Regions from separate parts of the Homo sapiens genome. Here region 2 is linked to region 1. The links are chromatin loops, found by intact Hi-C in ENCODE. Cell type or tissue: CD14-positive monocyte. All regions are shown on one strand. Region 1 overlaps XYLT1 (xylosyltransferase 1). Region 2 overlaps XYLT1 (xylosyltransferase 1).

What was found. Peaks named below come from ENCODE experiments on the same cell type or tissue, not always from the same donor. Only the 100,000 strongest peaks of a DNase experiment are listed, where the experiment ranks them.
Region 2: a loop joins it to region 1, with 2.1 times the contacts of the local background. A loop is called at or near these places in 6 of 110 quality-filtered maps.

The regions. Positions count from the first base shown.
Region 1 is chr16:17,320,331-17,324,330 of GRCh38, forward strand. All of the region lies in intron 2 of XYLT1 (xylosyltransferase 1), which reads right to left. Among named protein-coding and RNA genes, the nearest start is that of XYLT1, 150 kb to the right of the region's middle. RefSeq lists an enhancer at 312-811. In CD14-positive monocyte, no CTCF peak of the experiment used is centred here; a DNase peak (open chromatin) is centred at 1,721; H3K4me3 peaks cover 366 bases; H3K27ac peaks cover 3,438 bases.
Region 2 is chr16:17,374,603-17,378,602 of GRCh38, forward strand. The region is part of intron 1 of XYLT1 (xylosyltransferase 1); the gene reads right to left. Among named protein-coding and RNA genes, the nearest start is that of XYLT1, 94 kb to the right of the region's middle. RefSeq lists a silencer at 1,424-1,493. In CD14-positive monocyte, a CTCF peak has its summit at 1,702; DNase peaks (open chromatin) are centred at 1,089, 1,409, 3,159 and 3,539; H3K4me3 peaks cover 935 bases; H3K27ac peaks cover 3,623 bases.

The sequences.
Region 1 (4,000 bases):
TATCGCATCAAGGCCTTCATCTAACCCACTATGAAGACCCTCAAACACACCATTCCCAATGCTTACATCCAAAACCTCTTTCTGCCCCACCTCCTGAGGAAATGGGGCATGAGTTGTGAGTTTCCTTAGCTGTGTGACCTTGGAAAAGTTTCTTTTTTTTTTTTTTTTGAGACTGAGTCTTGCTCTGTCACCAGGCTGCAGTGCAGTGGTGCGATATCGGCTCACTGCAACCTCCGCCTCCTGGGTTCAAGCGATTCTCCTGCCTCAGCCTCCCAAGTAGCTAGGACTACAGGCCCCCACCACCACACCCAGCTAATTTTTTTGTATTTTTAGTATAGACGCGGTTTCACCATGTTGGCCAGGATGGTCTTGAACTCCTGACCTCGTGATCTGCCCACCTTGCCCTCCCAAAGTGCTGGGATTACAGGTATGAGCCACCGCATCTGGCCGACCTTGGAAAAGTTTCTTAACCACTCTGTGCCTAGGTTTTCTTACCACGGAAATGAGGTTAATGATAATAGTTCCTGACTCATAGAATTGTTTTTGGCACTGCATGAGTTAACATACATAAAGGACTTCGGTAAAATATACGTAAGGCACTTAGCACTTTTTATGCCTTGTATGTGAATAAATGTCATCTAGGGTAGGTGGAGCCCTGTCCCTACCATTCCATGCAGGTTTCCCTGAGTACCTTTTTTTCACACAGGTAGGTTAGCTCCTCATCTACAAAGTGCTCCTCAACTCTGAGGCCCATTGGAATCACCTAGAGAGCTACGAATTACCCTGGAGTTGTATCCATACCCACAACATCAGACTCCAGTGGGGCAGGCTGTACATCTGCTTTTTACTCTCCCCGGGTGATTCCAACATGAATCTGAAATTGAAAACCACTATAAACGCCTCATGCTCAAAGGATCTCACAACTGCCCACTGCACACTGCCCTCCCCAACAAACTTTACTATTTTTACTGTAATAGCCCACATTGGACAGTTCCCAAAGTACTAACTAGCCTTTTTTTTTTTTTTTTTTTTTTTTTTTTTTTTTTTGAGGCAGTCTCACTTTGTCATCCAGGCTGGAGTGCAGTGGCATGACCTCAGTTCACTGCAGCCTTGACTTCTTTGGTTCAAGCAATTCTCCTGCCTCAGCCTCTCAAGTAGCTGGGATTACAGGAATGCACCACCACGCTCTGCTACTTTTTGTATTTTTAGTAGAGATGGGGTTTCACCATGTTGGGCAGGCTGGTCTCGAACTCCTGACCTCAAGTGATCTCCCCGTGTCAGACTCCCGAAGTGCTGGGATTACAGGCATGAGCCACCACACCCAGCTATCTGTTCTGTTCTCCTTAGAGCAGTGGTTCTCAATCGGGGGCAATTTTGCCCTGTAGGGGACATATGGCAATGTCCATAGACATTGTGGTTCCAGGGATGGGGTGCTATTGGAATCTACTCGGTAGAGACCAGAGATGCTTCTAAACATCCTACAGTACCTGGGAACCCCTGCACACAAAAAATGACTTATCCAGCCCCAAATGGTATGGTGGCAAGGTTGGCAAACCCTGCTGCGGAGCTATCTTTTCTGTGAACTTGGGGAGGACAGCGCAGCCTTGCTAACAATGGGAAGGAAAGAAGAAGTAGTGAAGGGAACTTATCATCACTGAGTTTCAACACCAAACACATACCAAGCAGATGTTTCACGAATAATGACAATAGCCACTACTTTCTGAGCACCAAACAATGGCTTACAACAGAACGGAACCCCTGAGTTATCTTACTTAACTCACATGGCAACTCTGAGTTCTTTGACTGTGTTTTCGCTTCATGCATAAGACAGCGGGGACAGCAAGGTTAGGTAACTAGGCCAAAGTCACAAGACTTGTACATGACAGATTTAGATTTTAGCCTATTCTGTTAAACTTCAAAGAGAAGGCTACCCCAACAGATTAATGATGCCAGCTCACACCTCCTAAGCCTCACAGTACCTACCAGGCAGTGCTCTGAAGACCCGACAAGTAGAAACTTAATTCATTCCCATGAACTAGATAATATAATCATCATCGTCATCATCATCATCTCCATTTTACATCCTGGGACGCTGAGACAGAGTGCTGCAGTGTCCTTTGAAGAATTTCATGCAGCTGAGATAGGGTTTTAACAAGGGGTTTAGATCCAGAATCTGGCTCACTCCCACCATACTCTCCTGCCTCTAATAGAGCAATGAGCAGAAAGGATCGAATTCCAGCCTGCCTCAGGACCTCTGCACATGCTGCTCCTGATGATGTATATGTCTTCACTCTGGCCTCTTTGCCCTGCTAACTCTTTTTTACTCATTGGATCTCAGTTTATACTTCCATTGTCTAGGACACCCTCCTAGCCCTGCCAACTCACTGACCAGATGAGTTATCTCCGTTAAACTCTCTCCTAGCTCCCCTTCATAGCATTTCACACTTTAAAAGAACCCAACACTTGTGCAAGTGTTTGGTGACCATCAGTCTCCTCCTATAGACTATAGACTCCATGCAGACAGGAACTGTCTCTGCCTTGTGCAGTGCTGTATCTCCAGGCCCCTGGCATGATGTTTGGCACAAAGGGGGTGCTTGATGAAAGCTTGTGGCTGAATGCATGAAACAGAGAACCTAAAGGCAAAACAGCAGCTGGTGCCAATCCGGTCCATTTCCTCATCCCCAGAGAGGGACAGGGCCATCTGGCAGGTCCTAGCCAAATACCTCCATGGCAGGTCAGGGCTGCAGAGCTCTCCAGGCAAGCTGGCCATGGAGGCCATAAACCAACTCCTCAAAGCCATCTCTGCTTCATGGTGGCTGGTCTTTATCATTTTCCAATCAACACTGGTTGAGTTCTAATTGATTTTCTATGATATCCCTCTCCAGAAGGGAGAAAGGCTCTGTTTACTGGGGCAGTACGTAGAGGACAGGCCTATTCTTCCTGCTGTATTTAATGCTGCTGCTAATCACGGAGATTAGACTAAAACAATTACAACAGCTAATTAAAGAACAATGCGGTTTTTGGCATCTTCGCGCAGACGGCACCATTGGGAATTCCTAACTCGGGCAAAGCAGGGATAATTAAAACCCCGGCTCCACTCTCCCCACTCCAGCAGCTGGATCACGCTGATTAAACTGCAAATAAAACACATGAAACCAACACTTTGTAGTCTATCCAATTTCACTTAAAAGGGCTTTTAACTGATTCATAAACAGAGAAGCGGTAAACAGCAAATTATTTAACTAAAGCCAGTTATTTCGTCATCACGGTTCACTTTATTCCCAGCTCCGGACTTGTACATGTAGCCCAGGGGACATTAGGTTGATGGGGCCTGAGGAATCACTCCAGAGCTTACTGCCACTTGCTCCTGTTCACTGGCAACAGGACATCACCAGTGTGTAGCTGCTTTCTCTGGGTTTTTTCTCCTTTTGAAAAAAAAAGATCAGGTAGTGCCCAAGTCCCCAGATGAATATGCCCAGGTCTGATCAGACTCTGCTCTCGATTCTAGGTCAAGAGCAGATGGCAGAGACACAGAAAGTTCCGAAGCGCAGATAATACTAAAAGCATCATATGTAGCTTTAAAACATTTAACTTATTCAGAGCTGGCCAACTTCAGATCTAAAATGCAACCCGTATCTACTAAAGTATGAAACAGACTTGTTCTCAAGCTATGGGAAGACATGTCACAACAGCTGGGTAGAAAGCTCATTTGTTTTAGACAGGCACACTCTGAGACCCCAGCTCAGGTCCCATGCACACATGCTTCCCAACTCATCTTAACAAGCATGGTCATGGGGATTGCTAATTCTCTCTCCACCTTGCCAATCCAGAGACAACAAGGGAAAAAAGTGAGAAATAAAAAGAAAAAGGTCAAGGGAAAAAGAAAAGGACAGAAGAGAAAAGGGAGAAAATGGTAACGCTAGAGACAGGCTCACTGGGAGCAGCAAGAAGGGACAGAAAAAGAAAAAAATACCACAAGAAAGCAGACACAGGGATTTTC
Region 2 (4,000 bases), 54 kb after region 1:
GTACTAATTATTCAACCCTCAGTATTGTTATTACAGACAGAAAAAAAAAAACAAGAGGTGATATCTTGTAACATGAAAGTCAAAAAAAATCTTTTTTCTGTCTAAAATAGAAGGACAAAAAAAATCAATCTAGGTTAGAAAACATCAATTTGCAAGAGTTCTATGGCTGAGGAAAATGGCATGAGTATTTGTAGGCTGAAACAAATGAGCAGCTAAAACATCCCCCCACCACCTCCCACACATAACCAAATGGGACAGACTACTTCTGGCATGTTTCCATTTACTCACACCTACAATGTGCTAGGTGCTATGGTTTATTTCAACCCCATAACCAGTGTGACCAAGCATCCCAGCTTGCCTGGGACTGAGGATATGGGACGTTCAGCACTAAAAATCAGGCATATCCCAGACCAACTAGGACACACTGGTGGCTCAACCTGCAACAACCACAGCTATTAATATAAGGCAGACACAGGCTCAGAGAGGTGGAGACACTTGTTAATGTCACACAGCAGGTAAGGGGCAGAGACCAAGATTCAAGTTCCAGTCCGTGCAACTTCAAATCCTATAATAACATTTCTTAGGCACTTATTATGGACTAGGTAGTGCTTTAAGCCCATTTAGAAGCATTATAAGCATTAATTAATCCTCGCAACATCTCTATGAAGTACATACTATTCTGGGTCTTGTTTTATAGATGGAAAATTCAAAGCTAAGATTAGCTAATAACTCACCCAAAATCCCCCAGCCAAGAGGGACCTGGCTTTAGTGCCTATATTGTTAACCGGCCCATCCAACAGACCCCTGGGCAAAAACCCTGTCGCAATGCAAAAAAAAAAATAAAATTTTAGCTGTTTCTTGTTCAAGATAACATTTAAAACACACACACACACACACACACAGAAAAGATTAGACGAGAGGTCTGGAAAAACAAGTTGCTCTGAGTCTTACAGCCACCACAAAGCAGGAATTGCTAGTGGCTGCTGATTTACAAGGCTCTCTGGTGAATTACAGAAAGGGAAATACAGTCAGATTTGATAAGGCTGGTCAAGTTCGGTGCTCAAGAGCAGTCCATGATCCAGAGAGGCCGGGAACATGCTCCTGGGCCCTCGTGCCCATCAGATCAATCCCCACCGGCCAGGTGGATGGGTCTGCTGTTGGGACAGGCAGCCTGGAACCACATTTCCACGCTTCAGATAAAGGTGGCTTCCGGAGCCCGGCCTTTCACTACCATGCCCTGGGGGCACCACAGGCAAAGACCCAGACTTGAACGGCTGGAGCCACTGGTGTCCCTACGATGTATGTGCAGGGGGAGGTGGCAGTGTTGAAAAGGGACGGTCATCACTGCACCACCATTACCATTAGCATTAATCACTGAGTGTGTTTGCTTGCGTCAGAGCCTGTACTGTTAATAAACCCTGACCTGTGTATCCAACCACTTTACAGAGAAGGAAGTGGGACTGTGGATCACAGCCAGCGTTGCCCTAGGGCTTAGAGGGGCCCATCCCACTGTGCTTTCACGACCTGGTGGCAGTGGTTCTCAACCAGGGGGGTGGTTTTGTCCCCCAGGGAACATTTGACACTGTCTAGAGACACGCTTATTTGTCATAACTTGAAAGGGAGCGTGTACTGGCACCTAGAGGGTAGAGACAGGGATGGCGCTCCATATCCTACAATGCACAGGTCAGCTGATCCTTTATCCAGCCCCAAACATCTATAGTATGGGGCTGAGAAACCCCAACCTAAGAGGACAGAGGTAGGCCAACCACAGCCAGCCAAGCTTGCAGGTTGTGTCCTTCCAGACCCTTCCTCAGGGTACCAGCCACTCAAACTAGAAGCCAGTGCTCAAGAGGATGGGTGATGTCTCTTTTGCTCACAGCTGCATCTGAAGGGCCTAAAACAGATTTGGTGACTTGTCTTTTCTGTTAAAGAACAGGGACCTGGCTGGGCACAGTGGCTCACGCCTATAATCCCAACACTTTGAGAGGCCAAGGCAGGAGGATCACTTGAGGTCAGGAGTTCAAGACCGGCCTGACCAAGATGGTGAAACCCCGTCTCCACTAAAAACACAAATATTAGCTGGGCATCATGGCTTGCACCTGTAATCCCAGCTACTTAGAAAGCTGAGGCAGGAGAATCGCTTGAATCCGGGAGGCGGAGGTTGCAGTGAGCCGAGATTGTGCCATTGCATTCCAGCCTGAGCAACAAGAGCAAAACTCTGTCTCAAAAAAAAAAAAAAAAAAAAAAAAAATAGGGACCAAATGACGAATGAACAAGAAATGCACCCAACCAGGCCAGGTGTGGTGGCTCACACCTGTAATCCCAGCACTGTGGGAGGCCAAAGCAGGCAGCTCACTTTAGGTCAGAAGTTCGAGACCAGCCTGGCCAATATGGTGAAACACCATTTCTTCTAAAAATACAAAAATTAGCCGGGCATGGTGGCACATGCCTGTAATCTCAGCTCCTCAGGAGGCTGAGGCAGGAGAATTGCTTGAACCCGGAAGGTGGAGGGTGCAGTGAGCCAAGATCGCACCACTGCACTCCAGCCTAGGTGACAGAGTGAGACTCTGCCTCACACACACACACAAAATTAGGTACTATTCTGGGTCTTGTTTTTATAGATGGAATAGTCAAGGCTCAGATTAACTAATAACTCACCCAAGATCCCCCAGCCAGGAAGAAGGACCTGGTTCTAGTGCCTATGTTGTTAACCTGCCCATCAAACAGACCTGTTGGGACCTCATGAGGCCAGACACTAACCCCCTGTCCTCAGCTAGACATGGCGATAGAGTTCCCATTGTCTGGATGGCAGAATCTTCCCATCACTGCAGTGGTTCAAGACATCCAGGCTCTTTGTTTGGCGGGACAGCCAGCCTGCTCTATTCTCAGGGGAAGGGCTTTGAGAATGGCTTATTTAGCTCACTCCCCAAGAAGCTTATCACCCCAACCCCACCCCTGCCCAACAAACACATTCCCATCAGGAAAGCTGGACGACCCTGCCTTCCATGGAATGGAAGCTATGATCCCATCCATTCAGTTCAGCCTCTCATAAACGCTCTGTTCCAAACATAACCAGAATAGTCAGGGAGTCCTCGAAACCCAGACATGACTTATTTTCTATTTCTAGCTTAACCACGTGATGCCTGTGAGTTTCAAGCACTGGAGCATCCCCATTCACGCTGGAACCATCTCATCTAGAAAGGGGAGGGTGTACAAGCAGCTCTGGATCAGCCCACTGGGGTTCAGAACAAGCAAAAGAATTTCTTTACCTCCCCTGAGTTTCAGCCTCAAAGAGCAGCAAAGAACCTGGAGCCCATTAAATCCAGCTGTGCTCATTGTACAAAGGGAAGAACTGAGGCTTTGGAGGACAAAGAAGATACCCAGATGATCTGCATTGCTCTTTTTCTCCCTTGCTTCTTTCTCTCTTGTTGAATTGGAATAGGTCAAACCTGTCTACAGTACTCAAATGTCACGGGGGTTTCCTCCACTAGGCATGGGGCAGAGCTTATTCTCAATAAATGTTCGAGAATGAAACGTCAGCAATTAACTAGCAGGCAACTTTGGAGAGGATTTCACTTCCCCTATAATTAAACACAACAAATGGCACGAATGTTGAAGGGACAATATGCATGGGTGTGTGTGAGAAAGAGGAAGAGACTGCAGTTCCCATACCAAATAGGTATTTATTTGTTCCAAGACTTTTTTTTTTCACCAAAAAATGCTTTAATATAATCACCTTTTAAATAATATACACTGTCATCTTGATTATGTCTATTGGGCTTACTCAAAGAGGCCAGGACCTTGCAGAGAAATGAGCCTGAGGTTTCCTTCTGCCAGGTCACCAGTCAATGGATATTTCCCAAAAGGTGGATCTTTTAATATATGACTGCATAATTTAACCTAAAATCCTAGTTAGTATTCTAGCAAGATGTCTCCTTCTAATTGAGGTAATTTCTAGGAATATGTTGCTAAAAGTTTCCTTTTCTTCAAATAAAGCAAT